Linked DNA regions of Homo sapiens: regions 1, 2 and 3 are each linked to region 4. Evidence: chromatin loops called from intact Hi-C (ENCODE). Cell type or tissue: endothelial cell of umbilical vein. All regions are shown on one strand. Region 1 overlaps NLRP12 (NLR family pyrin domain containing 12). Region 2 overlaps TMC4 (transmembrane channel like 4). Region 3 overlaps NLRP12 (NLR family pyrin domain containing 12). Region 4 holds the start of LOC107985279 (a long non-coding RNA gene).

Region 1 (8,000 bases), 420 kb before region 4:
AGCAGGTCTTCCAAAGTGCCTAGAGTCCAGGGCCAGGGTCTTAGGTCATGGGGTTAAGGGCCAGCCCTGATTTAAAGGTGGAGATTTGGGGATTACCAGCATTTTGTGATATTTCATGCCCCAGGAGACAATGAGCTTAAGAAGTTGCTCCCGGGGATAGAGACTCACTGAATCATCTGCAGCCTGCACTGGGGATGCCGCAGGCCCTCGCAAAGCAGCATCATGCCTGGGAATCCAACGCCGTTGCCACTGAGATCCATCCTTGTCAAATTCTTATTGGCTATGAGAGCTGCAGAGAGGTCCTCGCAGGCTGAGCTGGAGATGCGGCACCTCTTCAGCCTGGGGTGGAAAAGAGGAGAAAGGAGCTGGTCATTTCTTTTGCTCCAGTTTTGTGGATTATTTTCTTTTGCTTTTTTTTTTTTTTCTGAGACAGAGTCGCTCTGTCACCCAGGCTGGAGAGCAGTGGCATGATTTTGGCTTACCACAACCTCTGCCTCCTGGGTTGAAGCAATCCTCCTGCCTTGGCCTCCTGAGTAGCTGGGCTTACAGACGTGTGCCACCATGCCTGGCTCATTTTGGTATTTTTAGTAGAGATGGGGTTTCACCATGTTGGCCAGGCTGGTCTTGAACTCCTGGGTCAAGTGATCCTCCCCATCTGGGCCTCCCAAAGTGCTGGAATTACAGGCGTGAGCCATCATACCTGGCCAATATATTTATTTCAAAATATCATGTTATATATGATAAATTTTACCTGTCAAGAAAAGCAACAAGAACAATATAAAATGTTTTGATGCTTTGTAGTCAAATACATTCACAAAGGTTGCCCTTAAAGAAATTCAAGGCCATGTGCGGTGGCTCAAGCCTGTAATCTCAGCACTTTGGGAGGCCGAGGTGGGTGGATCACCTGAGGTCAGGAGTTTATGACCAGCCTGGCCAACACAGTGAAACCCCATTTCTACTATAAACACAAAAATTAGCTGGGTGTGGTGATGCACCCCTGTAATCCCAGCTAATCAGGAGGCTGAGGCAGGAGAATTGCTTGAACTCAGGAGGCGGAGGTTGCAGTGAGTCGAGATCATGTCACTGCACTCCAGCCCAGGCTACAGAGCAATACTATCTCAAAAAATAACATATGAAAAAAATTTGGCTAGGCACAGTGGCTCACACCTGTAATCTCAACAGTTAGGGAGGCTGAGGAAGGAGGATCACTTGAGGCCAGAAGTTTGAGACCAGTATGGGCAGCATGGTGAAACCCCATCTCTCCAAAACATACAAAAATTAGCCTGGTGTGGCTGGGCACGGTGGCTCAGTCTGTAATCCCAGCACTTTGGGAGGCCGAGGTGGGTGGATCACGAGGTTAGAGATTGAGACCATCCTGGCTAATATGGTGAAACCCCGTCTCTACTAAAAATACAAAAAATTAGCTGGGCATGGTGGCACCTGCCTGTAGTCCCAGCTACTCAGGAGGCCGAGGCAGGAGAATCGCTTGAACCCAGGAGGCAGAGGTTGCAGTGAGCCGAGATCACGCTACTGCACTCCAGCCTGGTGACAAAGCAAGACTCCGTCTCAAAAAAAAAAAAAAAAAAAAAAAAAGAAATTAGCCGGGTGTGGTTGCACATGCTTGTTTTCCCAGCTACTCGTGATGCTGGAGCAAGAGGATCGCTTGAGTCCAGGAGTTTGGGGCTGCAGTGAGCCATGATTGTGCCACTGCACTCCAGCCTGGGTGACAGAGCATATCAGTGTCTCAAAAATTTAAAAAAAAAAAAAGTAAAAAAAAGAAAAAAATTTGGAGACCCACACAGCAGGATGACCATGTGAAGACAGAAGGCAGTGATCTGCAGGCCCAGGACAGAGGCCTCAGAAGAACTTAACCTGCCCACTCCTTGTCTTGGACTTCCAGCAGCCCCCCACCTGCCTTGAGAAAATAGATTTATGTGGTGAAGCCACCCAGTCTTTGGCACTTTTTTCCCCCCTGAGATGGAGTCTCACCGTATCACCCAGGCTGGAGTGCAGTGGCACAATCCCGGCTCACTGCAACCTCCGCCTCCCAGGTTCAAGCGATTCTCCTGCCTCAGCCTCCCAAGCAGCTGGGATTACAGGCGCCCGCCACCACACCCTCCTGATTTTTGTATTTTTTGTAGAGATGGCATTTTGCCATGTTGGCCAGGCTGGTCTCAAACTCCTGACCTCAAGTGATCTGCCCGCCTTCACCTGTCAACATACTGGGATTACAGACGTGAGCCACGGCACCTGGCTTTGTGACACTTTTTTATGGCAGCCGTAGCCAACGAATACACCATCCCGTGATAGAACCTTTGTGACTGATCCCCATGAGAGGCCACGGTGGGGACCACCTGAAACGCCCAGACCAGCCTGCACTCACCTCAGGTTCTGAAGTTTGCAGTTGGGGTGTCTGAGTCCTTGACAGAGCAGCTTCACCCCCCGGCTGCCCAGGGCATTTCGGTACAGAGACAGCTCTATCAGGTTTGGATTGGTGCACAGGGCCGCTGCCAGATGTTCACTGTAGGCGTCCAGCAGAACGGTCCTCTCTGGTCTGCTTGAAGGAAAGACAGGCCACTCTCTGGTGTTACTGGTGCTTGACAACTATGGCCTTTGCATGTCATTTCACCGTTTATGAAGCATGCTATCCTTTTTTGAGACGGAGTTTCGCTCTTGTTGCCCAGGCTGGAGTGCAATGGCGCAATCTCAGCTCACCACAACCTCCGCCTCCTGGGTTCAAGCGATTCTCCTGCCTCAGCCTCCAGAGTAGCTGGGATTACAGGCATGAGCCACCACGCCCAGTTAATTTTGTATTTTTAGTAGAGATGGGGTTTCACCGTGTTGGCCAGGCTGATCTCGTACTCCTGACCTCAGGTGATCTGCCCGCCTCAACCTCCTGAAGTGCTGGGATTACAGGCGTGAGCCACCACATCCGGCCAAAGCATGCTATCTTTTCATTTTTTTTTTTAGAGGGCCTTGCCCTGTTGTCTAGGCTGGAGTGCATGGTGAGATCATGGCTCACTGTAGGCTTGACCTCCCAGGCTTAAGCAATCCTCCCACCTCAGCCTACTGAGAAGCTGGGGCTACAGGTGTGCACCATCATGACCAGCTAATTTATTTTATATTTTTAGAGATGGGGATCTCATCATGTTGTCCAGGCTGCACCTGGCTCTATCTGACGCTCCTAATCATTGATAGTTGGTTTACTTGTTTCCCTCTTTATTATCTGTCTCCGTTCTCATTAGGATGCGTGCTCTCTTGGGACCATTGGCTTATTCACACAGTCTTCTGTCTACAGAAGATTGTTGGGTCCACCGATAAAAGGGATATAGAGGCTGGGTGTGGTGGCTCACACCTATAATCCCAGCACTTTGGGAGGCTGAGGCCGAGAGTTTGAGACCAGCCTGGCCAACATGGTGACACCCCATCTCTACTAAAAAAATACAAAAATTAGCTGGGTGTGGTGGCACACTCCTGTGGTCCCAGCTGCTCAGGAGGCTGAGACACGCAAGGTGGAGGTTGCAGTGAGCTGAGATTGTGCCCCTGCACTCCAGCCTTGGTGACAGAGCCACACTCTCTCAAGAAAAAGGGACTTAGTAATATTTGTTGATTGAATAAATTCTCCCAGACATCGACCTCAATTTAGTCCCAATGGGTGTTGTTTAGTCTTTGTGGCACTATTGACACTTTGGGGCCAGAGGGACTGTCCTGTGTACTGTAGGATGTTTGCAGCATTCCCGGCCTTTATCCACTAGATGTCAGTAGTATTATTTGCTTCCCAGTTGTGACCACCAAAAACGTGTCTCCAAACATCGCCAAATGTCAGAGCAAAATCACCCCCAGCTGAGAGGCACTGGTTAAGAGCATGAACCTCAAGGCCAAGGTGGGTGGATCACTTGAGGTCAGGAGTTCAAGACCAGCCTGGCTAACACAGCGAAACCCCATCTCCACTAAAAATACAAAAATTATCCTGGCATGGTGATGGGCACCTGTAATCCCAGCTACTCAGGAGGCTGAGGCAGGAGAATCGCTTGAACCCGGGAGGCAGAGGCTGCAGTGAGCCAAGATTGCGCCACTGCACACCAGCCTAGGAGACCAAGAGAGACTTAGTTTAAAAAAAAAAAAAAAAAAAAATCGTGGGCCGGGTGCAGTGGCTCATGCCTGTAATCCCAGCACTTTGGGAGGCCAAGGCGGGCAGATCACGAGGTCAAGAGATCGAGACCACCCTGGCCAACATGGTGAAACCCTGTCTCTACTAAAAATACAAAAATTAGGTGGGCGTGGTGGCGTGCACCTGTAGTCCCAGCTACTTGGGAGGCTGAAGCAGGAGAATCTCTTGAACCCGGGAGGCGGAGGTTGCAGTGAGCTGAGGTCACGCCAGTGTACTCCAGCCTAGGCAACAGAGCAAAAAAAAAAAAAAAAAAAAAAAACACACGAACCTAAGCAGCCCCAGGGGATACCCCAGGGATACTTACAGCTGCACCAACAGCGTGTGCGCTCCTGCGGAGCACCTCGCGCGGTCTTCCCCGTCCGCGCTGTAGGTGGCGCCATACAAGTGCAGCACCTGGGCGCTCCTGCAGCGCTTCAGACAGAACGAGGAGACCATGTGCTCCATCTTGGAGGCAATGTTGCTGACCACGATCACCTGGAAGTGGCTCAGGGCCTGCTGGATAAACTCCTCCTCCTGGATCTCGTACAAGCAGCTGAAGAACTCCAAGGAGCCCTGCTGCAGGGTGGAGCCGTCGCTCTGAGCTTTGCTTTGGATCCACTGCAACAGGTCCATCTTGATGTGCGGCGAGACCTTCCAGCAGAGACTCTTCTCCAGGTGGCTCCTGGTCTCCTCGTTCAGGAGTCCAAACAGGAAGCGGCTGGTGAGTGCCAGGAAGCTCCTTTCAGAAAACGCGTACTCGGTCAACAGCCTGGTCACGTCCTGGTCTGGGCCTGCCCCGCCCTCCCCCTCGTCCAGGATATAGTACATAGCTGCAAAGAATTCCTGGAAACTCAAGTGGATGAAGCTGTAGTACCTCTCACAGTTGATGTCCTTCTGGAAGATGTTCATGTTGAGGAAGGCAGAGACGTCTTCCCCGTCTAGGCCGTGCTTCCGGAGGTCCTGCTCCTCAAATAGGATTTTCTGATTCCAGAGCCCATCTGCCGCCAAGGAGCACAACCCTCTCTGGTTGGGTGGGGGCTGGAGGCGCGGGGCCCCCGGCTTGGGTTGCATCAGACTCAGCAGGTAGAGCATGTACACTGCAGTGGTGGTCCTGGACGTCTGTCTCAACAGCCCCCCACCCTCCAGCTGCTGCTGGAGGCAGGTACACACCACCCAGCACACCAGGGGGACGAAGCACATGGTGAAGAGAGGCTCGTTGTCCCTCACGTAATTGAAGACTTGGCCCGCCTGCTCTGCATTGTGGAAATACTTGTAGAAGTATTCCTTCCTTTCTGCCTCAGAGAAGCCCAGGATCTCCACATGCCTGGGGTGCTCCAGCAGACGGTGGAGCTTCTCCAAAGCCGTGGGCCGTGTGGTGATGAGCAAAGATAGCTCAGGGAGCAGCTTCTTCCGAATTAAGCTGTTAAGAAGCAGCTCCGTGGGCCGTTTCTCCTCCCAGCAGAGGCACCAGGGTCCCTGAGGATCGTGGAAAGAAGGCTTGAGCTCATCGAAGCCGTCGATGATGAAAAGGAGGCGCTCGGGAACTCGGATGAGCTCCTGGAGAGGCGCGCTGGGCTCAGGCCAGCAGCTGAAGATGAGGTCTTGCATGCTGCATTCCGTGGCACTCTGGTTCATCTCCCTGCAGTTGATGTAGAAGAGATAATCAAATCTGCCTTGGAAGAGCTTCCCGTCCGCCCAGTCCAGCATCACCTTGTGTGCCAGCATGGACTTGCCTATCCCTGCCGCGCCTTGCATGACCACGGTGCGCGGTGGCTCGGGGCGCTCCTCGTCTGGCTCAAAGAGGGTCTCTATCTTGATGGGGCTAGCCTGGTGTCCCACGGTCCTCGCGTGTCCCCGGCCTGTGTCCAGAAGCTGCTGCTGGACCTGCATGGGGTTTGAGTGCTCCTTCACCAGCAGGAGCCGGGTGTACCGGTGGCTGAGGTTGACACATTCCCCTAGGCGCGCATTGCGGTCTTCCATGAGCCGGAATTTCCTGCGGACATAGTCCCTGTAGGTTTCCTGGGGATCTAGGGGAGAGGAATGAAGGTTTTGTGGAAGACTCATCAGCAGCCTCTAATGAGTTCACGAGGTAAAGCGCTCCTCATGTGGCTCAAAGAAGGTGTGTGCCTGTAGTTCCAGCTACTCAGGAGGCTGAGATGGGAGAATCACTTGAACCCCTGAGGTGGAGGTTGCAGTGAGCTGAGATCGCACCACTGCACTCTAGCCTGGGCAACAGAGCCAGACTCCATCTCAAAAAAAAATTTTTTTTAATTAAAATAATTTATTTGTTTTGAGACTAGGTTATAAGACTGGCTAATTTTTTTTTTTTTTAGATGGAGTCTCGCTCTGTTGCCCAGCTTGGAGTGCAATGGTGTGCTCCCTGCAACATCCACCTCCTGGGTTCAAGTGATTCTCCAGTCTCAGCCTCCCGAGTAGCTGGGATTACAGGCACATGCCACCAGGCCTGGCTAATTTTTGTATTTTTAGTAGAGACGGGGTTTCACTATGTTGGCCAGGATGGTCTCGATCTCTTGACCTCATGATCTGCCCACCTCGGCCTTCCAAAGTGCTAGGATTAGAGGCATGAGCCACTGTGTCCAGCCCCACAAAGTGACTTTCAGCAAAGGATTTATAGAACGGGTACATTACCAGATAGTGCAGACATGAATCTGCCTTTTTTCAAAGGGGGCACAAGCCAGGTGCGGTGGCTCACGCCTGTAATCCCAGCACTTTGGGAGGTCCAGGTGGGAGGATCGCCTGAACTCAGGAGTTTGAGACCAGCCGGAGCAACATAGTGAGACCCTGTCTCTATAAAAACAAAAGAAAGAGAAAACAAAGGGGGCACAGAAAACTTGGGAGCAGTGCTTCTCAAACTTTTTTTTTTTTTCAGTACAGACAGGGTCTTGCTGTGTTATCCAGGCTGGTCTACAACTACTAGCCTCAAACAATCCTCCTGCCTGAGCCCCGCAAAATGCTGAGATTACAGGCATGAACCACCATGCCTGGCTGTGCTTCTCCAACTTTAAGACGCATACATATCATGCAGCAATCTTGTTAGAAATGCAGTCCCTGGGCTAAGTGCAGTGGCTCACACCTGTAAGAGATCGCCCCACTGCACTCCAGCCTGGGCGACAGCGTGAGACTCTGCCTCAAAAAAAAAAAAAAAAAATCTAGAACAATGTTCTTAATTGGGGTGACTGTGTCCCCTAGTTCCCCAGGGGACATTTGGCAACGGGACAAGTGGGTTGGTTGTTACAACTGGGAAAGTACTACTGCCACATAGTGGATAGAGGCCAGAGGTGCTGCTCAACATCCCAGGAACCACAGGACGACCCCATAGCAAAGAACGCTCTGGCCCCGAAATGCCAACAGTGCCAATGTGGAGAAACCCTGGTCTGGATACAAATGCATCCCTTGGTATTGGATGCCAGCAGAGGCCCATGATAGCTGCCTGAGAGAAGCTTAAAAAAAAGAATCTGAGTTTGATACTAAAATTTTCAAAACAAATATGTGTACTTTTAATTATAGTGACATACACATAAAATTTACCATTTTAACCACTTTAAAGCGTACAACTCTGTGACACTAAGTTCACGATGTTGTGCAATCATCAATATCTCTTTTTTTTTTTTTTTTTGAGACAGAGTGTTGCTCTGTCCCCCAGGCTGGAGTGCAGTGGCATGATCTAGGCTCACTGCAAACTCCGCCTCCCAGGCTCAAGTGATTCTCCTGCCTCAGTCTCCTGAGTAACTCGATTTACAGGTGCTCGCCACCACACCCAGCTGATTTTTGTATTTTTAGTAGAGACGGAGTTTCACCATGTTGGCCAGGCTGGTTTCGAACTCCTGAC
Region 2 (8,000 bases), 63 kb before region 4:
TGCAGTCCTGGTTCCACCTGCTCCAGGAAACCAGCGGCCCTTTACAGCCCCGCCCCTTCGCGGCCGGATCCAGCAACCCAAGCCCCCATCCCTCCGCGGTCAATCTCAGCACCCCAGGCCCCGCCCCTGAGGCTCCGCCCAGCATCCCAAGACCCGCCCCTGGTCAGCCCTGCCCATCAGAGGCTCCGCCCCCAGGTGGCCCTGCGCTTTATTCCTGGCCTGAAGTTCCAGTTCAGCTGTATCAAGACGCCCTGCTGGCCGCTCCCATCACTTAACTTTGAACCAAATTGCCTTAGGCCCCGCCCGCTTCTTGTGCTTACTTAAAAAAAAACAAACTTTTTTTTTTTTTTTTTGGTAGAGAGGGAGCCTCCCTATGTTGCCCAGGCTGGTCTCGAACTCCTAGACTGAAGCGATCCACCTGTCTCGGTCTCCCAAAGTGCTGGGGTTACAAGCATTAGCCACCGATCCCAGCCCTGGCGCATCCTTTTCCTACACGCTTGGAGCTCGGGCAGCCCTATCTCGGCCTCCTCTCAACCTTCTCATTCCCCAGGACCTGCCTTTCTTGGAGAAGGAGCTGCTTAGCATCTCTCCGGAGGCCCCATCACCGAGTTAGGCCCTGTGCGTTATCTCAGCCCGGTCCTGTCTGGTCCCTACCCAGTTGCAGACCCCGCTCCCTAATCGCACCTTTAATTCGTACAAGATGATGCGCTGGCGCAGCCGCACGTGGACGTCCCCGCAGAGACCGAAGTCCCAGGCCGAGAACACCCGGTGGCTGTAGCTGGTCAGAGCCTCGGACTCCGCCAGCAGTGTCTGCTTCAGCCCAGACACCGAGCTGAGAGGGGAGACCCGGGAGACGGGAAGTGAAAGGACAGCCAGGAACGGGGGTTATGGGGAGACCCCTCATATTGGGACAAATGGGGAAGATGAACCCTAAGGCCTTGGGTACTAGGCGAGTTCCCACCAGACCAGATGGGGAAAGAGTCAAAGAGGCGGAGACACAGTCATTGAAGGCAAAGTCCAAGGGAGATTCAGAGACAGTTCTGGGGTGCAGGCACCCCAAAGAGAGGCAGAAACCTAGGAGACAGGGACAGAGCCTCGGAGCGAAGGGGGCAGAAACCCAGAGTGAGAGAAACAGAGGCCCTGAGGAAGACAGAGATGTGGAGGAGGGACAGAGGCCCCAGAGGGAGATTCGGAGAAAGGGAGAAAAAGACAGTGAGAAAGGGGAAACTACATCTACAAAAGATGGGGGTCAAAGACCCATAAGAAGTACAGGCACACAGAGAAGGGAGCTGCGGCGGGAAGAGCCGAGAAGAAGACAGAGACCCAGAGAAGATGGCAGGTAAAGACTCAAGAGAGGGGGCAGGCCAGGCGCCATGGCTCACGCCTGTAATCCCAGCACTTTGGGAGGCCGAGGGGGGAGGATCACCTGAGGTCAGGAGTTTGAGACCAGCCTGGCCAATGTGGTGAAACCCCGTCTCTACTAAAAATACAAAAATTAGCCAGGCGTGGTGGTGCATGCCTGTAATCCCAACTACTTGGGAGGCTGAGGTGGGAGGATCACTTGAACCCAGGAGGTGGAGGTCGCCTCCAAAAAAAAAAAAAAAAAAAAAAAGACCCAGAGAAGACGGGCAGGTAAAGAGACTCAAGAGAGGGGGGCAAAGACCCAGGAAGGAGATAGAGAACCCCAGCAGGGGCAGAAACAGAACTGGACAAAGAGACCATGTGCACCTTCACTGCCCTGGCCCCGGCCCCCATCATCTCTCATGTGAACAACCACAGAGGGCCCTCACATGGTCTCCTTGCTTCCACTTGTGCCCGCATATAATCCATTCTCAGTTCTTGAGCCAGTGGGACCTTCTTTTGATGCAACTCAGACCGTATTCCCCTGTTTAAGACCTATTCCAGGGCTTTTCCCTTCTCTTAAAATCGAGGCTCTTTGCCGGGCGTGGTGGCTCACGCCTGTAATCCCAGCACTTTGGGAGACCGAGGCGGGTGCATCACCTGAGGTCAGGAGTTCGAGACCAGCCTGACAAACATGGTGAAACCCCATTTCTACTAAAAATACAAAATTAGCCGGGCATGGTGGCACATGCCTGTAATCCCAGCTACTTGGGAGGTTGAGGCAGGAAAATTGCTTGAACCCGGGCGGCGGAGGTTGCAGTGAGCTGAGATCGCACTACTGCACTCTAGCCTGGGTGACAGAGCGAGACTCCGTCTCAAAAAAAAAAAAAAGTTGACTTTTGGCCAGGCACATTGGCTCATGCCTGTAATTCCAGCACCTTGGGAGGCTGAGGTGAGCAGATCTCTTGAGCCTAGGAGTTTGAGCGCAGCCTGGGCAACATAGCAAGACCCTGTCTCTATAACATTAAAAAAAAATTTTTAGCAAGACATGGTGGTGCACCCCTGTGGTCCCAGCTGCTCCCGAGGCTGAGGTAGGCGGATCAGTTGAGTTCCGGAGGCCCAGGCTTCCGGTGAGCTATGATTGCACCACTGCACGCTAGCCGGGTGACAGAGTGAGACCCTGTCTCAAAAAACAAAACAGACTGGGTGCGGTGGCTCACACCTGTAATCCCAGCACTTTGGGAGGCCGAGGCAGGTGGATCACCTGAGATCAGGAGTTCGAGACCAGCCTGGCCAACATGGCGATACCCCGTCTCTACTAAAAATACAAAAAATTAGCTGGGCGTGGTGGCCGGAGCCTGTAAACCCAGCTACTTGGGAGGGTGAGGCAGTAGAATCGCTTGAACCCGGGAGGTGGAGGTTGCAGTGAGCCAAGATCGTGCCATTGCACTCCAGCCTGGGCGACAGAGTAAGACTCTGTCTCAAAAACAAACAAACAAAACAAATGAAAAACAAAAACAAATCCCAAAACCTTGATCTTTTTTTTTTTTTTAGATGGAGTTTCTCTCTGTCGCCCAGGCTGGAGTGCAGTGGCGCAAACTCGGCTCACTGCAAGCTCCACCTCCTGGGCCACCGCTCCTGGCCCAAAACCTTGATTTTAACTCACACAGAATAAAGGGTTACACAGCAAGACCGAGGATTCTGGGGCCGGGCGCGGTGGCTCACGCCTGTAATCCCAGCACTGTGGGAGGCCGAGGCGGGTGGATCACGAGGTCAGCAGTTCAAGACCAGCCTGACCAACATGGTGAAACCCCATCTCTACTAAAAATACAAAAAAGTTAGCTGGGCGTGGTGGCGGGCGCCTGTAATCCCAGCAACTTGGGAGGCTGAGGCAGGAGAATCGCTTGAAACCGGAAGGCGGAGGTTGCAGTGAGCCGAGATTGCGCCACTACACTCTAGCCTGGGCAATAAGAGCAAAACTCCGTCTCAAAAAAAAAAAGACTGAGGATTCTTGGGGAGGGGGTTTCTGCCACCACCACTTGCTTCCCCACCCCAACCCGTCCCGTCAGGGGTCAGGGGTGCAGGTGCCACTGACCGATGCAGGATGAGCAGGAGGCAGATGAGGCCAACGGCAAAGGCCCAGCACAGGTAGGTGACCGCCAGGCGTGGGCGGGGCGGGTAGAAGCCATAGAAGAGAGGGGACCATTCCAGGTAACCCTGTGGGGGGAAGGCGGCGCAGGGGCCACTGTGGGAGGAGGCGGGGCTCCTGGAGCTGCACAGTCAGGGTCTGGGGTCAGGGTTTGAGGTTCGTGTCATTGAAGGCACTGGGGTCACAGGTGGGCGGGGAATCCCCCAGGGACCCAGGCACCTACCTCACCCGAGAGCAAGTTGAAGAGCTGGGTGGCAAAGGTGACCAGGCCCTGGGAGTGGGGGTTATAGGAGCCGCAGGGCGAGGAGATGTCGGGGCCGGGAGGGCCTGGGGGAGCGCCTCCCAACCAGGTGGGCAGCAGCGTCATGCAGGCCATGAGCACAGAGGCCAGCACGTTAAGAAGGAGCAGGAAGCGCAGCAGGGAGAAGTAGGACTCCGTGCCGGCGCCAAACTGGCCTGCAGGGGGCAGCAGAGAGAGGCTCAGGTTCCTTCCCGGGAGCAGGACCAGCCCCTCCTACCCCTGGACTGGGGTCCAGCCGCGCCTTCCTTTCTTTCTTTCTTTTCTTTTCTTTCTTTTCTTTTCTTTTCTTTTCTTTTCTTTTCTTTTCTTTTCTTTTCTTTTCTTTTCTTTTCTTTTCTTTTCTTTTCTTTTCTTTTCTTTTCTTTCTTTCCTTTCTTTCTTCTTTCTTTCCTTCCTTCCTTCCTTCCTTCCTTCCTTCCTTCCTTCCTTCCTTCCTTCCTTCTTCTTTCTCTCTCTCTCTCTCTCTCTCTATATATATATATATATTTTTTTTTTTTTCTTTTCTTTTCTTTTCTTTTTTTTTTTTGAGACGGAGTTTCGCTCTGCCGCCCAGCATGGAGTGCAGTGGCGCGATCTCGGCTCACTGCAACCTCCGCCTCCTGGGTTCAAGCAATTCTCCTGTCTCAGCCTCACGAGTAGCTGGGATTACAGGCGTGCGCCACCATGCTCAGCTAGTTTTTGTATTTTTGGTAGAGACGGGGGTTTCACCATGTTGGTCAGGCTGGTCTCGAATTCTTGACCTCAGGTGATCCACCCACCTCGGCCTCCCAAACTGTTGGGATTACAGGCGTGAGCCACCGCGCCAGGCCCAGCCGTGCCTTTCTCAGACCCAAGAGTCCAGACCCCCAGCCCCTCCTCCCTCAGACCCAAAAATCCAGGCCCAAGCCCCTCCTCCCTCAAACCCAGGAGTCCGTCCCCAGCCCCTCCTCCCTCAGACCCAGGAGTCCAGGCCCTGCCCCCAGGACACCACCCAAACCCCACCGCACCCCCGATCCTCTTCAGTGTCCACGCCCAGGGCTGCAGGCTTCGCAAGCCTTCCTTTGTTTTCTCCTTGGACCTCCGAAGTAGCCGCGCCCATCGGTCCGTCTTAGTTCCAGAGCCATAGACCACCTGGTCCCTGCTGGCATTTCTTTGCCTGGGAGGGAAACAGGCAGAAAATGAGGGGTTTCGCAGCCCCAGACTGGGAACCATCTGAATGTAGACACAATCCAACAGTAGAATGGAGAAGTAAATTGTGGCCTATACATAAGATAGAATACTCTGTAGCAATAAAAAAGAAACCAGCTGGGTACAGTGGCTCAGGCCTGTAATCCCAGCACTTTGGGAGGCCGAGGTGGGTGAATCACCTGAGGTCAGGAGTTCGAGACCAGCCTGACCAACATGGTGAAATCCTGTCTCTACTAAAAATACCAAAAAAAAAAAAAAATTAGCTGGGCCTGGTGGCGGGTGCCTGTAATCCCAGCTACACGAGAGGCTGAGGCAGGAAAATTGCTTGAACCTGGGAGGTGGAGGTTGCAGTGAGCTGAGATGGCGCCATTGCATTCCAGCCTGGGTGACGGAGTGAGATTCCAAGAAAGGAAAGAAAGAAAGAAAAGAAAGAAACCTAATGCTAGGCAGAAGAAGCCAGCACAAAAGACTGAAGACTGTATGATTCTATTTGCACAACGTTGCAGAGCACAGCTTGCAAAGCTCTACAGAAAAGCAGGAGGCTGGAGTGGGAGGATCGCTTGAGCCCAGGTGTCGGAGGCTGCAGTGAGCTGAGACTGCACCACTGCACTCCAGCCTGGGCATCAGAGCAAGACTCTGTCAAAAAAAAAAAAAAAAAGGTTAGGGAGAAGAGGTTACCTTGTATTTGTGAGGAAAAAGGGGGTGTCAGGGGAGGGACGCACAGGGTGCTGTCATGCCGTGTCACTTGCCCTAGCTGGAGTTTATCTGGGCTCTCACTTTATGAATACAGCCATCCCTCAGTATCCATGGGGGTTGGTTCAAGGACTCCCCAAGAATACTGAAATCTGTAGATGCCCAAATTCCTTATATAAAACGGTATAGTATTTGCATACAGGCTACACACATCCTCCTGTGTTTGTTTTATTTTATTTTATTTTAATTTTTATCTGATTTTTACAGACAAATGTCTCGTTTTGTTGTCCAGGCTGGAGTGCGGTGGTGCAATCATAGCTCAATGCAGCCTCAAACTTCCAGGCTCAAGCAATTCTCCCGCCTCAGCCTCCCAAAGCGCTGGGGCTACAGGTATGGGCCACGACACCCAGCCCTCCAATGCACTTTAAATCACCTCTAGATTACTTATAACACCCGGTACAAGGTAAATGTTATATAGATAGCTGTTCTTTTAACTTGTATTATTTTTTGTCATATTGTTACTTTGATTATTACTTTTAAAAAATAGAGATGGGGGTCTCGCTATGTTACTCAGGCCGCAGTATAGTGGCTATATTCACAGGCATGATCCCACTACTGATCGGTGTGGGAGTGTTGATACATTGTTATTTTTTATTGTTTTTTCCATATATATACACATATATATACATATATATGTGTATATATATACACACATATGCATATATATACGCATATATATTTGAGATGGAGTCCCGCTCTATCACCCAGGCCGGAGTCCAATGGCACGATCTTGGCTCACTGCAACCTCTATCTCCCTGGTTCAAGCGATTCTCCTGCTTCAGCCTCCCGAGTAGCTGGGATTACAGGCACCCGCCACCACACCCAGCTAATGTTTGTATTTTTAGTAGAGTTGGGGTTTTGCCATGTTGGCCAGGCTGGTCTCGAACTCCTGACCACAGGTGATCCACTCGCCTGGGCCTCCCAAAGTGCTGGGATTACAGGTGTGAGCCACTGCAATGGGCCCATAATCATTTTTGAAGGAGGGCACCTGCATTTTCATTGTTCACCAGGCCCTGCAAATTATGCAGTGAGAATGGGAAAAGAAAGAAGTTAAAGAGAGGGAGGCTTGGAAGAGGAGGCAAAGATGAAGGAAGGTATAAAGCAGAGAGAAATAAATATTAACAGATTTTGGACACACACACAGAGAGAAACTGAGGCAGAGACAGGATTGGTGGAGACCAGGGAGACGGCAAATCCCAGAGAGAAGAGACCCCAGAGCCATCGAAAGGCAGCACTCACCTGGAGTCCGAAGTAGAGACAAAGATGAGGGGAAGAAAGAAACCAAGAGAGGCAGCTCTGAGCGGGGCAGAGAGAGGCCCCAGAAGCCAGGAGCGGCAGAGGACAGAGGGAGGAGACCGAGTCCAGGGTATGGGAGAAGGGCCCGGTCCGGGCTGTGCGGGTCCCAGCTGGAGGTGGGGCCTCACCTGTGTGCCCGTCTGGCCTGCATGGGCCAGGGCAGTTCCCGGGAAGGGTGAGGGTCCTGCAGCTCTGTCTGGGTGACTTCTGTGAAGGCCTTTCTGCTCCTTCCTCCATCCTCCTCCTCCTCCTCCAGCGCCCCCCAAGGCAGCACCCCAGGGTCTCGGTACCGAAGGGTGGCAGCACTGGGCAGCTCGTTCAGCACAGAAGACAGCGATGGGCCTGGGGAGGAGCAGGGGGCTGGGAAGACCCGGGAGTCTGGGCCCTAATTCCTCCTCCCTCAGACCAGGAAACCAGGTCCCCGGCCCCTCCTCCCTCAGACCCAGGAGTCCAGGCCCCCGGCTCCTCCTCCCTCAGACCCAGGAGTCCAGGCCCCCGGCTCCTCCTCCCTCAGACCCAGGAGTCCAGGCCCCCGGCTCCTCCTCCCTCAGACCCAGGAGTCCAGGCCCCCGGCTCCTCCTCCCTCAGACCCAGGAGTCCAGGCCCCCGGCTCCTCCTCCCTCAGACCCAGGAGTCCAGGCCCCCGGCTCCTCCTCCCTCAGACCCAGGAGAACAGGCCCCCGGCGCCTCCTCCCTCAGACCCAGGAGTCCAGGCCCCCGGCTCCTCCTCCCTCAGACCCAGGAGAACAGGCCCCCGGCCCCTCCTCCCTCAGACCCAGGAGTCCAGGCCCCCGGCTCCTCCTCCCTCAGACATAGGAATCCAGGCACCCAGCCCCTCCTCCCTCAGACCAGGAAACCAGGTTCCCAGCCCCTCCTCCCTCAGGCCCAGGAGTCCGGGTGCCAGCCTCTACTTCCCCTGGACCCAGGGGTCCACAGCCCTCAACTCCATCCCCAAGCGTGGAACCCTCCTACTCCAGGGCAGTGGAGTCCAGG
Region 3 (8,000 bases), 440 kb before region 4:
TTCTGCTCTTTAAACTTCAAACAAGTTTAAAAAGTAAGGCCGGGCACAGTGGCAGCACTGCCGAGGCCGACGCAGGCTGATCATGAGGTCAGATCAAGACCATCCTGGCTCACACGGTGAAACCACATCTCTACTAAAAAATACAAAAACATTAGCCGGGCATGGCGGTGGGTGCCTGTAGTCACAGGCTGAGGCAGAAAGGGCATGAACCCGGGAGGTGGAGCTTGCAGCCAGCCGAGGTTGTGCCACTGCACTCCAGCCTGGGTGACAGCGATAACTGTCTCAAAAAATAAAAACCACCCAGGCTGAAGTGTGGTGGCACCATCACAGCTCCCTGCAGGCCTGAGCTCCCTAGATCAAAAGATCTTCCCATATAAGCCCCCCCTCACCCCACCCTTAGTAGCTGGCACCACAGGAGTGTCCCCGCCATGCTCCACTAATGTTTAGTAGAAATTGGGGTCTCATACATTGGCCAGCTTGGTCTGAAACTTAGGGGGAATCAAACATCCCTCCTTTAGTAGAGATGGGGCTTTACTGTCTTGCCCTGGGTGGCCTCCCTGGGATGATGGGTGTGAGCCACAGTGCCAGGCCTAAGTTCATATTTGGAAGGTTTTTTTGCTTCAGATGGTCTCGTGCTCTCGCTCAGGTTGGAGCGCAATGGCGCAATCTTGGTTCACTGCAACCTCTGCCAGCTTAAGCGATTCTCCTGCCCCCGCCTCCCAAGTAGCTGGGATTACAGGCATAAGCCACCACGCCTGGCTAATTTTTTGCATTTTTTAGAGATGGGATTTCTCCACGTTGGCCAGGCTGCTCTGGAACTCCTGACCCCAGGTGATCCACCCACCTCGGCCTCCCAAAGTGCTGGGATTATAGGCGTGAGCCACCACGTGGGGCCTTCAGTAGGTTCTTAGTTGCTGTTTGCCCTATCACTGGTTTCCGGGTCTGCTGGCCACTATCCCCTGTAAGTTTTCCTATCCCCTGTAGGTGTTCCAAACCCTTGCGGCTGCTTTGCCCACTCCACAGTATCTGAACTGAAGTAAGATCTCAAATTCAAGGGAGTTTTGTTTTGCTATTTGTACCCGCAATTCATAAAGCAGTTGTAGCCTCTGTCCCAATACCGCCACCACTGGTGGGGAGTCCGCCACGGTAACCAGTAAGACTTCTCTTTATATTTGACCTACCTGGGCCTCCTGTCATCTTTTCTACGGGCAGCTTGGGGATTGTTAGTTGAGGGTTTTTTGTTTTTGTGTTTTTTTTTTTGTTTTTTTTTTTTTTTAAAGAGATGGAGTCTCGCTCTGTCGCCAGACTGGAGTACAATGGCATGATCTTGGCTCACTGCAACTTCCACCTCCCAGGTTCAAGCGATTCTTTTGCCTCAGCCTCCCGAGTAGCTGGTATTATAGGCACCCACCACCATGCCCAGCTAATTTTTTTTGGATTTTTAGTACAGATGGCGTTTCCCCATGTTGGCCGGGCTGGTCTCACTAAACTCCTGACCTCAAGTGATCCACCCACCTTGGCCTCCCAAAATTCTGAGATTACAGGTTTGAGCCACTGCGCCCAGCCTTTAGTTGAGTTTCTTAAGCTTGTTTAGGGTTTAGCCTGTATGGCCAGCAGGGTGTAGGTGGGGGTGGTTTGTAAGCAGGGCTGTTTGCTTCAGAAGCAGCTGTGGAAACAGGACTGAATGCAGACATATAAAGAATATTGGGTAAATAACTTTTTAAAAAATTTAGAGATAGGATCCCACTATGTTGCCCAATCTGGTCTTGAAACCTAAACAATCTCTTATCCCAAAGTGCTGGGATTGCAGAAAGCTTAAGGCACAGTTTTACGTGGTAATGGTGGGCCATTTTTAGTTTCTTTTTTGTAGACGATCATGTCATCTAGGCTGGAATGTAGCGGTTCTGTCGAGCTAGGTGTAGCCTCCACTTCCTGGACTCAAGCATTTTTCCTCAGCTTCAGTAGCTGGGTCTATGCATGAATACCCCTTCTGGGGTAGATAGATAGTAGTACATAGAGTAGATAATTTTTTTGTGTTCAGGCGGCACCTTAAGGTTGGTGTAAAAATTCTTGGCCTTCTAAAGAGCTGGAATTAGACATGAGCTGTTGCACCTGGCCAATGGGACAATTATGTCTACAGGACTGAATCAGTATCTGATCTCTGGAGTTGTAAGGTCACTTTTTCTGAAACTGCCTCAGTCTCCTTGCAGGTTCTGGTCTGTAGATCTCCAGTGTGTGGGCTGAGCACAGCATGGGGACCTGATTTCCCACCGGGCAGTGACATAGTTTAAAGATTCTTAGTTCGAATTCCTAATAATGGGAATATAGGTTTCTGTGTATTGAAATGGGAATATGCATTTTTTTTTTTTTTAGAGTCTTGCTCTGTCACTAGGCTGGAGTGCAGTGGCACAATCTCGGCTCACTGCAACCTCCGCCTCCTGGGTTCAAGTGGTTCCCCTGCCTCAGCCTCCTGAGTAGCTGGGACTACAGGCGCCCTCCACCACGCCCTGCTAATTTTTTGTATTTTAGTAGAGACGGGGTTTCACCATGTTGGCCAGGATGGTCTTGATCTCCTCACCTTGTGATCCACCCGCCTTGGCCTCCCAAAGTGCTGGGATTACAAGCGTGAGCCTCTGCACCCAGCCAAGGGAATATGGATTCCTCTTTTTTTTTTTTTTTTTTTTTTTTTTGAGACGGCGTCTCTATCACCCAGGCTGGAGTGCAATGGCGTGATCTCTGCTCACTGCAACCTCTGTCTCCCGGGTTCAAGTGATTCTCCTGCCTCAGCCTCCCGAGTAGCTGGGATTACCCGCATGTGCTATCACGCCTGGTTAATTCTATATTTTTATTAGAGACAGGGTTTCTCCATGTTGGTCAGGCTGGTCTTGAACTCCCGACCTCAGGTGATCTGCCCTCCTTGGCCTCCCAAAGTGCTGGGATTACAGGTGTGAGCCACCACACCCTTTTTTTTTTTTTTTTTTTAAGATGGAGTCTCGCTCTGTCGCCCAGGCTGGAGTGCAGTAGTGCGATCTCGGTTCACTGCAACCTCTGCCTCCCAGGTGCAAGCGATTCTCCCGCCTCAGCCTCCCCAGCAGCTGGGACTATAGGTGCATGCCACCACACCCAGCTAATTTTTTGTATTTTTAGTAGAGATGGGGTTTCACTGTGTTAGCCAGGATGGTATTGATCTCTTGACCTAGTGATCCGCCCGCTTCGGCCTCCAAAGTGCTGGGATTACAGGCATGAGCCACCGTGCCCAGCCTAATTTTTGTATTTTTAGTAGGTTTCACCATGTTGGCCAGGCTGGTCTCGAACTCCTAACCTCAGCTGATCTGCCTGCCTTGGCCTCCGAAAGTATTTGGATTACAGGCATGAGTCACCGCATCTGGCGGTATTTTTGTTGAAAGCACAGTGTATAATAGGTTATGGCCAGCCTACACGTGGCCTTGTAGGTGTCAGTTCTTGGCAGGGCCCAGTGAATTCCAGGCAGGGGGCCATCCTGACATGCCTGCCACGTTAAGATTTCAGACATTATCCCCTCCAGCAAGGGAGGATCAGGGCTGTTGGCATAACAAGCATTCTGAGGGTTAGCTTGCATACCAGTCTCTTCCCAAATGCTGAGTTGCCCCATGTATCCTGTGACATTTGAGAATAGGCTTTCCTCAACTTGGCACAATTTGCCTTTGGACCAAGTGCTTTGTCCTGTGCATTCCTTGCTGGATGTTGGCATGCATTCCTAGTGTCGTCCACTAGATGGCAGTGGCACCCACCCCAGAGCTCAAATATTACTATGTTCCGATGCAGCCAGGGCTTGGCAGGGCTGGGTGGCCTCTGAGGGCCCCTACTGGCCATTTTTCACCGTCTCCCTCTGTTGCCCAGGCTGGGGCGCAGTGATGCAATGACAGCTCACTGCAGCCTCGACCTCCTGGGCTCAAGCGATCTTCCCACCTCAGTCCCCAGAGTAGCTGGGACTACAGGCATGTGCTGCTACTCCTGGGTAATTAATTGTACTAATTAATAGTAGTTGGCTAATTAGTAACAGTGGAGTCTTGCTATGTTGCTTAGGCTGGTCTCTAACTCCTAGACTTAAGCAACCCATCTTGCCTCCACCTTTGAAAGTACGGGGGTTACAGGCGTGAGACACCGCACCTGGCCCCTGTTGGGATTTACCCCTCCTGTTAGGGGCCATCAAACCTCTCTTAGTTGGTCATCCCTTAAAGCTCCGTCAAACTTTTTTTTTTTTTTTTTTTGAGATGGAGTCCCACTCTGTCGCCCAGGCTGGAGTGCAGTGGCGCGATCTCGGCTCACTGCAACCTCCACCTCCCGGGTTCAAGCGATTCTCCTGCCTCAGCCTCCTGAGTAGCTGGGACTACAGGTGCCCGCCACCATGCCTGGCTAATTTTTTTTTATTTTTAGTAGAGACAGGGTTTCACCATCTTGGCCAGGCTAATCTCAAACTCCTGACCTCGTGATCCACCTGCCTCGGCCTCTCGAAGTGCTAGGATTACATACATGAGCCACCACGCCTGGCCAGCTCTGTCAAACATTAATTTGATCCCAAGCAGAGGGACTTTTGATCTCAATCTGCATGAGTCTGTCTCTAGGAAGGAGGCTGATCATTATGCTGGGGGGGTGATGAGCACCCTCCCATCTTCCTCTGTCCAGATCTCAGGGGAGAGCCAGCAGATAGGACCATTCAGCAGCCAATGTCCAAATAAGGTTTTGTTACTCGAAGCGCTGCCAACCTACTGTGGGTCATTTTATTCAGGTCCATCCCAAATAACCTGTGGACACAAGAGTTGATATTATTCCAGTGTACTACTGTGGCATTCAATTAATAAGCCTTAAGTATCTATTGTGCACTACCGTGGTAAGATAATTCCATGATCCTCCAGAAATTCCACCCAACGCTGCTGGAAAGTAGGCTTACTACATGCTACATGCAAGTCCCCAAGCTGTGTTAACTGCATAATTTTTTTTTTTTTGAGACACAGTCTCATTCTGTCACCCAGGCTGGAGTGCAGTGGTGCAATCTCAGCTCACTGCAACCTCCACCTCCCAGGTTCAAGCGATTCTCCTGCCTCAGCCTCCCCAGTAGCTGGGACTACAGGCGCCCACCACCACGCCCGGCTAATTTTTTGTATTTTTAGTAGAGACAAGGTTTCACCCGTGTTAGCCAGGATGGTCCTAGTCTCCTAACCTCGTGATCCGCCCACCTCGGCCTCCCAAAGTGCTGGGATTACAGGTGTGAGCCACCACACCTGGCCAATTCATAATTTATCATAGCCTTATGAAGATGCAACTATGTTCTCCATTTTTTTTTTCTTTCCCCAAGATGGAGTCTTGCTCTGTTGCCCAGGCTAGAGTGCAGTGGCATGATCTCAGCTCACTGCAACCTCCGCCTCCTGGCTTCAAGCGATTCTCCTGCCTTAGCCTCCCAAGTAGCTGGGATTACAGTCACGTGCCACCATGCCTGGCTAATTTTTGCATAGAGCCACCCGCTCCCAGCCGTAAGTTTTTGTATTTTTAGTAGAGATGTGGTTTTGCTATGTTGGCCAGGCTGGTCTTGAACTCCTGGCCTCAAGTGATTTGCCTGCCTTGGCCTTTTTTTTCTTGAGACAAGTTCCTGCTGGGTCACCCAGTGGCGTAATCATGGTTCACTGCAGCCTTGAACTCCTGAGCTCAAAGGATCCTCCCACCTCAGCCCCCTGAGTAGCTTTGATTAGAGGTGTGTGCCACCATACCTGGTGTGTGCGTGTGTGTGTGTGTGTGTGTGTGTGTGTGTAAAGAAAGCAATTTTCCTAACTCAGCCTGTCAAAGTACTGGGATTACAGGCGCCATCCCCTGCACCCAGCCTAAACTTTGATTGCATCACTGCACTCCAGCCTGGGCCACAGCAAGATCCTGTCCAAAAAAAAAGCAATTGGAGTTTGAACCCAGGCAGAGTAATTCTAGATTCTCACTCGAATCACAGTGACCTCCAATGCAATTGGTGAGCCACGATGGTCCCCTTCAACAGACAAGGAAATTTTTTTTTTTTGAGATGGAGTCTCACTCTGTCACCCAGGCTGGAGTGCAGTGGTGTGATCTTGGGTCACTGCAAGCTCCACCTCCCGGGTTCACGCCATTCTCCTGCCTCAGCCTCCTGAGTAGCTGGGACTACAGGCGCCCGCCACCACGCCCGGCTAATTTTTTGTGTTTTTATTAGAGACGGGGTTTCGCCATTTTAGCCAGGATGGTCTCGATCTCCTGACCTCGTGATCCACCCGCCTCGGCCTCCCAAAGTGCTGGGATTATAGGTGTGAGCCACCGCGCCCGGCCTCAGACAAGGAAATTATCCAAGGTCACACAGCCAGTAGATGACATAGCTAATATGTGGCCTCATCTGTATGCCCCCTAATTGCATACACCAGTGCATAACGTATTTGTCCATCCAGCTTATCTACCCTCATGCTCCCAGCCCAATGTCCAGCCTCCTCCAGAAAGAACTGGTCATCATCCCTCACCAGAGGACTCGGAGTTTGCAGCCAGGATGGCTCAGCCGCTTGCAAAGCAGTCGGACACCTGTGTCCCCTAGGGCGTTGTTGGTCAGGTAAAGGTCGGTCAAGGTCTGGTTGATCCCCAGGGTGAAGTAAAGATTCTCACAAGCCTTGGCTGTGAGGCCACAGCTATCCAGCCTGGTGAAGATAAGGAGTTGGTTAAGGTAACACCAGGGGCTACTTATGTTATTCGGAGGCAGTGTCTCACCCTGTCTCCCAGGCTGGAGTACAGTGGTGAGATTTCTGTTCACTGCAACCTCCGCCTCCCAGGTTCAAGCGATTCTCCTGCCTCAGCCTCCTGAGTAGCTGGGATTACAGGTGTGCACCACCACCAATTAGCATGGCTAATTTTTGTATCCTTTTATTTTTGTTTTGTTTGAGATGGAGTCTCCCTCTGTTGCCCATGCTGGAGTGCTGTGGCATGATCTCGGCTCACTGCAACCTCTGCCTCCCGGGTTCAAGTGATTCTCCTGCCTCAGCCTCCCCAGCAGCTGGGACTACAGGCGAGAGCCACCACACCCAACTAATTGTTGTATTAGTAGAGAGAGGGTTTCACCTTGTTGGCCAGAATGGTCTCAATCTCTTGACCTCGTGATCCGCCCGCCTCAGCCTCCCAAAGTGCTGGGATTACAGGCATGAGCCACTGTGCCCGGCCGTAATTTTTATATCTTTAGTGGAGAGGGGATTTCACCATGTTGGCCAGACTGGTCTCAAACTCCTGACCTCAAGTGATCCACCAACCTTGGCCTCCCAAAGTGCTGGGATTATAGGCGTGAGCCACTACGCCCAGCCTCTGAAACATTTTAAAAAATTATCTGGGTTAGGCCGGGCGTGGTGGCTCACGCCTGTAATTCCAGCACTTTGGGAGGCCGAGGCAGGCAGATCACCTGAGGTCGGGAGTTCAAGACCAGCCTGACCAACATGAGAAACCCCGTCTCTACTAAAAATACAAAATTAGCCGGGGTGGTGGCGCATGCCTGTAATCCCAGCTACTCGGGAGGCTGAGGCAGGAATTGCTTGAACCCGGGAGGTGGAGGTTGCAGTGAGCCAAGATCGTGCCACTGCACTCCAGGGTGACAGGGAGACCCTGTTTTAAAAAAAAAAAAAATCCCAAATAAACTAGATGATGCCTCATCCCATTCTAAGTCCTTCAGATTAGGGCTACAGCTGGCCTGGCAGAAAGGTGAGGGAGAAAGTCACAATTAACATTTGATTGGAATTTACAGAGCACCAGATTGAATTATTATTTTTTTTTCTCGAGATGGAGTCTTTCTCTGGCACCTAGGCTGGAGTGCAATGGTGTGATCTCCGCTCACTGCAACCTCCACCTCCTGGGTTCAAGTGATTCTCCTGCCTCAGCCTCCTGTGTAGCTGGGATTACAGACACCCACCACCACGCCAGGCTAATTTTTGTATTCTTAATAGAGATGGCCATGTTGGCCAGGCTGGTCTCAAACTCCT
Region 4 (8,000 bases):
CCAGCACTTTGGGAGGCTGAGGCAGGTGGATCACTTGAGGTCAGGACTTTGAGACCAGCCTGGCCAACATGGTGAAATGCTGTCTCTACTGAGAATGCAAAAATTAGCTGGGTGTGGTGGCATGCACCTGTATTTTCAATGACTCGGGAGGCTGAGACGGGAGATTCACTTGAACCCAGGAGGTGGAAGTTGCAGTGAGCCGAGATTGTGCCACTGCACTCCAGCCTGGGTGAGAGAGTAAGACTCCATCGCAAAAGCAAAAACAAATATTCATGGGTTATAGAATCACACAACATTAAATTGATAGAACATTAACGAAAAATGTCAATGAAATTATAACATATGAACGTTTGTAGGATGTAAAGTAAGAGAGTGAGAGAGAGAGAGGGAGCACAACAATTACCAAATCAAGATGGAAAGAGGCACCACTACCCATCCTACAGACATAAAAGGACTAGTGAAGCAAAACTAGGAATCTATGCTAAGATGTTTTACAACTCACATTTAATAGAAAATATCTTGAAGTATACAAACTACCAAAATTTACTCAAGAACAAATATATAGTGTAACATTTCCTATTTTTATTAAAGAAATTCAACTGGCTGGGATTGGTGGCTCACACCTTTAATTCCAGCACCTTGGGAGGCTGAGGCGGGCAGATTACCTGAGGTCAGGAATTCAAGACCTGTCTGGCCGACATGGTGAAATCCCACCTCTACTAACAATACAAAAATTAGCCAAGTGAGGTGGCGCATGCCTGTAATCCCAGCTACTCAGGAGGGTGAGGCAAGAGATCTGTTTGAACCCAGGAGGCGGAGGTTGCAGTGAGGTGAGATCACACCACTGCATTCCAGCCTAGGCGACAGAGGGAGACTCTGAAAAAAAAAAAAAAAAAAGAAAAGAAATTCAACCTACACTCAGAAATCTTTCCATAGGGAAATCTGGCCTAAATGGGTACACTGTTGATTTCTACCAAATATTTGAGAAAGTAAGAATGACATGGAAACTCTAGCTATCATTCAGTTCTCACTAGGCTCATCGACTTCTTCATTCCAGTCCATGGGTTCTTATGGACACATCCAGCCAGTTCAGTCCAAGTTCCTTAGTGGGGCAGCAGTTTGGTGCTGTTGGTGTTGCTGGAAGCTCTTTGACCTCCTTTGGAACAGAAATATCAAACAGTGGTAGCTTGCCCCAAAGTAGAGTGGTTGATTCTGCCTTTACACAGGATACAAGATCCCTAAAAACACAATTATCTCAAGGTCCTTCAAGCGCTCAGTTCGACCCTTTGAGAAGAAGCCCAACCATGGAACAAGGAGTGCAGACCGCCTGGGCCCACGGACCTGCTCCAGCACCTGTTGGGAGAAGGAGTCCTGTATCAACCAGGCCTTTGCCATCTACCAGCCAAAAAGCAATAGAGAATCAGGAGCAGAGGTGAGCTGAAGCGCACAACGTTCCAAGGCCAGAAAATGAGCAACTCAGAAATGAAACAAGAGACAAGCAGCTCCAGGTGCTCCTTCAGCGCCAAGGAGAGGGCGTGGGGGTCATGGGGTGGCAGGGGAAGATTTGGTATTCGGCGAGATGGGCCAATGAAATTTGAGAATTTTTTTTTTTTTTTTTGGAGACGGACTCTCGCTCGGTCGCTCAGGCTGGGGTGCAGTGGCCCGATCTCGGCTCACTGCAAGCTCCGCCTCCCGGGTTCACGCCATTCTCCTGCCTCAGCCTCCCCAGTAGCTGGGACTACAGGCGCCCGCCACCACGTCAGGCTAATTTTTTTGTATTTTCAGTAGAGACGGGGTTTCACCGTGATCTCGATCTCCTGACCTCGTGATCCGCCCGCCTCGGCCTCCCAAATTGCTGGGATTACAGGCGTGAGAGAAAGAGTTTGACTTTGAAAGTGCAAATGCCCAATTCAACAAGGAAGAGATGGGCAGAGAGTTTCATAATAAACTTAAATTAAAAGAAGATAAACTTGAGAAAGAGGAGAAGCCTGTAAATGGTGAAGATAAAGGAGACTCAGGAGTTGATACCCAAAACAGTGAAGGACATGCTGATGAAGAAGATGCACTTGGACCTAATTGCTTTTATGACCAAACTAAATCCTCCTTTGATAATATTTCTGGTGATGACAATAGAGAACGGAGGCCAACCTGGGCTGAAGGAAGAAGATTAAATGCTGAAACATTTGGAATCCCACTTTGTCCAAACCGTGGCCATGGGGGATACAGAGGCAGAGGGAGGTCTTGGTTTCCATGGTGGCAGAGGGCGTGGTGGCAGAAGTGGTACCTTGACCACCCCTTGAGGATTTCGCGGCGGATTCAGAGGAGGTTCCAGGGGTCGGGAGTTTGCAGATTTTGAATATAGGAAAAGCACAGCCTTTGGCCCCTAAATAGTCTGAATTGATAGTACTGCTCTCTGAAAGAAAGACAACAAAGCTGCTGCATAGTCTACAAACAAGTCTTTGAAAACAGGTGAATTTCTAGCTCTTCATGGTACTGGAAACTGATTTCAGTCTTTGCGAAGAACGAAGAAGTGAATTGGCTGTATGTTTGCCATCAGCACTGGGTTTTTGTTTTTTGTTTGTTTTTCTGTTTAATTTCAGAGATAAAATGCAGTTAGTTTTCGGGGGAGGAAGCCTTATCTTAAGACATGAGGATTAAATATATTTGGAATAGCAGAAGGTTAAATAATTTCTTATGTATAGTTAAACTAAAGCAGTACTTCAGTGGGACTTATAAGTATTGTGTCATCACTGAAAGGTTTTTTTTTTTTTTTTTTAATCACTGAATTGTATTTGGTAATTCCAGGTTGCCTGCAGATAGGGCCGTGATACTGTGTTCTGAGCCAAGAAGGGAGGGTGTGTGTGTGTGTGTGTGTGTGTGTGTGTGTGTGTATCTTTCTCCTCCTTTCTTTTGGGGAATCTTGTAATATTAAATAGTCTATTTCATCAATTAATTAGGGTGCTGGATGGTAGAGAATTTTGTCAGTCAACTAGGTACACACGGTAAATACTGTTTCTTAGGCAAACGAACTTTTTTATACAGTTGTAAAATTCCATTATATTCCAATGCCAAAGAAACATTAAAAACTTTGTAAAGTTGTATAAAAAGCAACTAATTTTTTACAAAATAGATATCCTAAAGTTAGCCAAAAAAAAGAGAAAAGGGCAAAGTGATCATTTTTGGCGTAGGGTAACCCTTAGTTTCTTCCCTGGTAGTAATTTCCCACCAGGCAGATCGTCTAACCCCAAATCACCTAAAAGTGCAGGCCCAGGACGTGCTTATCTGCCCAGTGAGTCACCTGGAGGGGTGGTGATGGGGGCTGTTGATGACACGCTCCTTTCCTTTCCCAGCCCGTGTGTTCTACCTCTGAAAAGACATAGCATTTTCATTTGCAGAGCCCATTATAGAAAAATAAGAACAAAAATATTAGAAGGAAAAGACATAGCATCATTTAGTGTTCATTCATATGAATATGTATATTGTCTACAGCTATCTATATCTCTGTTTTATATCTATGTCTGTTACACCATCAGAGAGCACCTAAAGTGCAGAGTCTCATCCACAAACTGTTTCTTGCATCTACTGTAAGAGGCCATTCCGATGCTCTGTCAGCCCCAGCAGCACCCAACCACTACATGGCACGCATCCTATCTCAGATCATCCCCAGGATATCACGTGGCCCTGTTCTCATTGCCCCACTGATTTCATGGGCGTGCAGGTCCCTCGATCTGAGATTAAGTCATGAGATGCTCCATTTAAACAGGCGGGAGCCTCTGATTCCTGGCGGAGAGCCACAGTGAGCCCAGCAGAACCCATCTGAGCGCCAGCATCCAGCCCGGTCAGGAGGATTTGCTGCCCCCTCCTGGTGGAATGCGCGCCATGTCGTCAAGCGGCCACCAGATGACTCGCTCGCTGGTCCACTCAAAGGCATCACATCCAGAGCGCTCTGCTGGTCACAGGTGAGACTCTCAGCGACAGTGGTGGCTGCTTGGTCCTTGGTAAGAGGGAGTCGCTGGTGTTGGTTCCATGCATGTCCTTTTTTCTTTGATTCTTTTATTTTATTTTATTTAGAGACGGAGTCTCACTCTGTCGCCCAGGCTGGAGTGCAGTGGCGCGATCTCGGCTCACTGCAACCTCTGTCCCCTGATTCTCCTGCCTCAGCCTCCCGAGTAGCTGGGATTACAGGCACCTTCCACCACACCTGGCTAGTTTTTGTATTTGCAGTAGGGACGGGGTTTCGCCATATTGGCCAGGCTGGTCTTGAACTCCTGACGTCAGATAATCTGCCCAACTCGGCCTCCCAAAGTGCTGGGAATACAGGCGTGAGTCACTGCGCCTGGCAGCATGTCCTTTTTTTCTTGCTCCATGGCCACGACACTCACGGGCCCCTCCAGCACGCACTGGGGCTGCTGACACAGAGCTGGCTGAAGCTCACGGCATTAACCCAGTCATCAGCGGATCCTTAGATCTCCTAACCCCAGCTGTGGGCGCTCCTGCTAGCTTCTCAGGAGAAGCTCCTGGTCGAGAGCAGACGTTTCTCCTGTCCTCCTCCAGCCTCAGTCTCCGGCAGTTTCTGTGTGCCTGGGCCTTGAGGGTGGGTTTGTCTCCGTGTTTCTGTCCCCGCTCCTCATGGCAGCTGCATTGTATTGAGTAGGTTTGTTTGATGGGGACGGGTTTTCTGTCCCTATTCCAAATTTGCATATCTCTAATGGTATTTGTCTAGGATCACAGTCCAGGATTGTTCTCTGCACTCCTCCTAGGGTAGAGGGATTTTATGATCCACCTTCTTCCGGCCACAATGAGTCATTACCTGGGATCTGAGGTGGGCAGAATTATCTGAGCCTCTTCCAATGGCTTATGTCTTTTCCTCCATGTGAGAGAAACACCTGGGTGGGAAATGAGATTTCAGGCCATGCACAGTGGAAGCTCTTTCTGTCTGATCACTAATGTGGGGTCTCCATCTTGCTCCAAATCAGTTTTGTGAATGCACGGTTGAGACCCAAGAAAAAGAGCCTTTGGGTGAGTGCACAGCACCCCTCTGTCTTAGGTCCCCAGATATATCTCAATTTGGGCTTCTTCTGGAACATGAAACTATTTACTTTGAGTTTCCTACGAAAACATAGTGCTGGCCTTAGACTTCCTATCCTGAAACCCCACGTCTATTTCCCAACCTCATGCATGGAAAAGTGCTCGAATCTCCATAGGATCAGCAAGATCTCTATAGAATCTCCATGGGCCCTCCACAGGACCTCCATAAGATCTCAATAGGTTCTCCACAGGTTCTCCATAGGTTGTCCATAGAACCTCCACAGGACCTCCATAGGATCTCAATAGAACCCCCACAAGACCTCTATAGGATCTCAATAGAACCCTCACAGGACCTCCATAGGATCTCAGTAGAACCCCCACAGGACCTCCATAGGATCTCAATAGAACCCCCACAGGACCTCCATAGGATCTCAATAGAACCCTCACAGGACCTCCATAGGATCTCAGTAGAACCCCCACAGGACCTCCATAGGATCTCAATAGAACCCTCACAGGACCTCCATAGGATCTCAGTAGAACCCCCACAGGACCTCCATAGGATCTCAATAGAACCCCCACAGGACCTCCATAGGATCTCAATAGAACCCCCACAGGACCTCCATAGGATCTCAATAGGACATCCACAGGACCTCCATAGAATCTCAATAGAACCCCCACAGGACCTCCATAGGATCTCAATAGAACCCCCACAGGACCTCCATAGGATCTCAATAGAACCCCCACAGGACCTCCATAGGATCTCAATAGAACCCTCACAGGACCTCCATAGGATCTCAATAGAACCCCCACAGGACCTCCATAGGATCTCAATAGAACCCCCACAGGACCTCCATAGAATCTCAATAGATTCTCCATAGGACCTTTGCAGGACATCCATAGGTTCTCCGTGGATCTTCATAGGACCTCGACTGGATCTCCATAGGATCTTCACAGGGCCTCCGTAAGTTCTTCACAGGATTTCCAGAGTTGCCACAGGATCTGCCACTGCAGGGACCAGCCGGCATCCTCTACATCCCAAGATGCTGGAAATGACCACGTGGTGATAGTGGTTATGGATTTCCTACAGGAGAATGTGTGAAACCATGTTCCTGGGCAACCCTGCGGAGTCCCAATCTCCATTCAGATCCTCCAGGGGCCAGGCTGGAGGGGGTGTCTGGTGTGTCACTGTGTCTGTTCACACAGAATGGGGGCTTCTGCAGTAATAATGGGAAACCAGCCCAGAGATAGAGGCAGGGATTGGAGTTATGCTGTCATAATCCATGAAGTGCTGAGCTGAGGAAACCAGCTGAGCTTGGACTGTAGCGTTGGACAGGAGACATTGATAAAAAGGACTCTGTGGTAGAATGGTGTGGATTTGTTCATTGTGTGTGAAGAAGAAGATGCTCAGGGAATGAAAGCTCTTCCATTCTCTGACTTGGTTGACAAGAGGAACCAATAGGGCCATCACAGGAGCAATGACCCCATGTGGGAAGCAGACTGAAGGAGATGTATTAAAAACAGTTAACTAAGTCAGAGAGAGAAACAGAGCCTCCCAATACCTGGAAAGCATGGTTTGTTCCTCCCAAACTTCCTCCCTCTGACTTCTTTATTTCTCTACGTAGCAGCACCTCTTCATTTCTCCATCAAAGGCTCTGAGCTGTTTGAGTTCCTCATATATTCTGATGATCAAACCCTTGTTAGAGGAATAGGTAACAAATGTTTCTCCCTGCCTCTGTAGGTCATAACACCGTTGGTTGTTTCCTGAGCTCTGCAGAAGCTTTTTAGTTTGATACACCCATTTGTCTATTTTTGAATTCGTTTCCTATGCTTTTGAGGTCTTACTGATAGAATGTTTGCTTAGACCAATGTCTTGAAGCGTTTCCTCTGTGTTTTCTTCTATAGTTTCATAGTTTCAGGTCTTACTTTGGGTCTTATTCTGTCTTGAGTAGATTTTTGTATATCGTGAGAGACAGAGGTTGAGTTTTGTTTTTTTGCATATGGATATGCAGTTTTGCTAGCAGCATTTATTGAAGAAACTGTCCTTTACCCAATATATGTTCTTGGCATGTTTGTTGATAATCAGTTGGCTGTCAATTTGTGGATTTATTTCTAGGTTCTTTGTTCTGTTCCATTTGTCTATGTGTTTGTTTTTAAGCCAGTGCCTTACTGTTTTGGTTACTATAGCTTTGTAGTGTATTTTGAAGTCAGGTAGTGTGATGTCTCCAGCTTTGTTTTTTTTTCTCTACATTGCGTTGGCTATTTTGGGTATTTTATGGCTCTATATTAATTTTAGAATTTTTTATATTTCAGTGAAGAAAGACACTTGTATGTTGATAGGAATTACAATGAATCTGTAGATAGCTTTGGGTCCTATGGTCCTTTTTGTAAACATTTATTGTTTCAACGTGTGAACATGAGGTATCTTTCCAGTTTTTTCGTGTCCTCTTTAATTTTTCTTAGAGCTTTATAATTTTATTTGTAGAGGTTTTTACCTTGTCAGTTAAATTTATTAGCAGGTCTTTTATTGTTTGTGGCTATTATAAATGGGATTTCATTCCTGAATTCTTTTTCAGCCAGTTCTGTTCTTCAGGGTCAAGCATCATGTAAGTTCCCATGTAGGAAAGGAATCCGGAATGAACAGCAGCTGCACACAAATGCCTTTCTCTGATTTCCACCTCAGAGGGGTCCAGGAGGTGATCAGGCACATGGAGCATTGTCACATTTGGTACCAATCCCAGTGTGATCCCTAAAACACCACCTGATTGGGTTGAGCCTCATCTCTGAAATAACCAAGCCCTGTGTGATCCCTAAACCACCACCTGATTGGGTGGAACCTCATTTCTGGAATAACCAAGCCCTGTGTGATCCCTAAACCACCGCCTGATTGGATGGAACCTCATCTCTGGAATAACCAAGCCCTGTGTGATCATCCTAAACCACCACCTGATTGGGTTGAACCTCATGTCTGAAAT

The links. Hi-C counts contacts between places; a loop is a spot of excess contacts. Peaks named below come from ENCODE experiments on the same cell type or tissue, not always from the same donor. Only the 100,000 strongest peaks of a DNase experiment are listed, where the experiment ranks them.
Region 1: it touches region 4 in a loop (13-fold over the local background); 3 of 110 quality-filtered maps call a loop at or near these places.
Region 2: a loop joins it to region 4, with 16 times the contacts of the local background. A loop is called at or near these places in 104 of 110 quality-filtered maps.
Region 3: a loop joins it to region 4, with 8 times the contacts of the local background. A loop is called at or near these places in 3 of 110 quality-filtered maps.

Annotation. Positions count from the first base shown.
Region 1 is chr19:53,805,112-53,813,111 of GRCh38, forward strand. NLRP12 (NLR family pyrin domain containing 12) reads right to left here. Exons shown (of 10, transcript NM_144687.4): 3 at 4,476-6,177; 4 at 2,384-2,554; 5 at 169-339. Among named protein-coding and RNA genes, the nearest start is that of NLRP12, 15 kb to the right of the region's middle. In endothelial cell of umbilical vein, CTCF peaks have their summits at 3,753 (motif pointing right) and 4,549 (motif pointing right); DNase peaks (open chromatin) are centred at 3,770 and 4,880.
Region 2 is chr19:54,164,735-54,172,734 of GRCh38, forward strand. TMC4 (transmembrane channel like 4) reads right to left here. Exons shown (of 15, transcript NM_144686.4): 2 at 7,136-7,349; 3 at 4,778-4,926; 4 at 3,714-3,946; 5 at 3,437-3,558; 6 at 685-832. Among named protein-coding and RNA genes, the nearest start is that of TMC4, 4.4 kb to the right of the region's middle. In endothelial cell of umbilical vein, a CTCF peak has its summit at 3,947 (motif pointing right); DNase peaks (open chromatin) are centred at 97 and 3,947; H3K4me3 peaks cover 52 bases.
Region 3 is chr19:53,789,353-53,797,352 of GRCh38, forward strand. NLRP12 (NLR family pyrin domain containing 12) reads right to left here. Exons shown (of 10, transcript NM_144687.4): 9 at 6,507-6,677; 10 at 4,389-4,784. The coding sequence ends at 4,697. Among named protein-coding and RNA genes, the nearest start is that of MIR373, 4.6 kb to the left of the region's middle. RefSeq lists enhancers at 2,794-3,294, 3,295-3,795, 7,690-8,000. In endothelial cell of umbilical vein, a CTCF peak has its summit at 3,762 (motif pointing right); a DNase peak (open chromatin) is centred at 3,799.
Region 4 is chr19:54,227,978-54,235,977 of GRCh38, forward strand. LOC124904768 (a long non-coding RNA gene) reads left to right here. Exons shown (of 3, transcript XR_007067339.1): 2 at 3,764-3,959; 3 at 7,602-8,000. It overlaps LOC107985279 (a long non-coding RNA gene), which reads right to left and starts at 6,000. Exons shown (of 3, transcript XR_001754004.2): 1 at 5,910-6,000; 2 at 3,254-3,366. It also overlaps the pseudogene LOC100421130. RefSeq lists an enhancer at 4,109-4,862. In endothelial cell of umbilical vein, a CTCF peak has its summit at 3,861 (motif pointing left); a DNase peak (open chromatin) is centred at 3,834; H3K27me3 peaks cover 984 bases.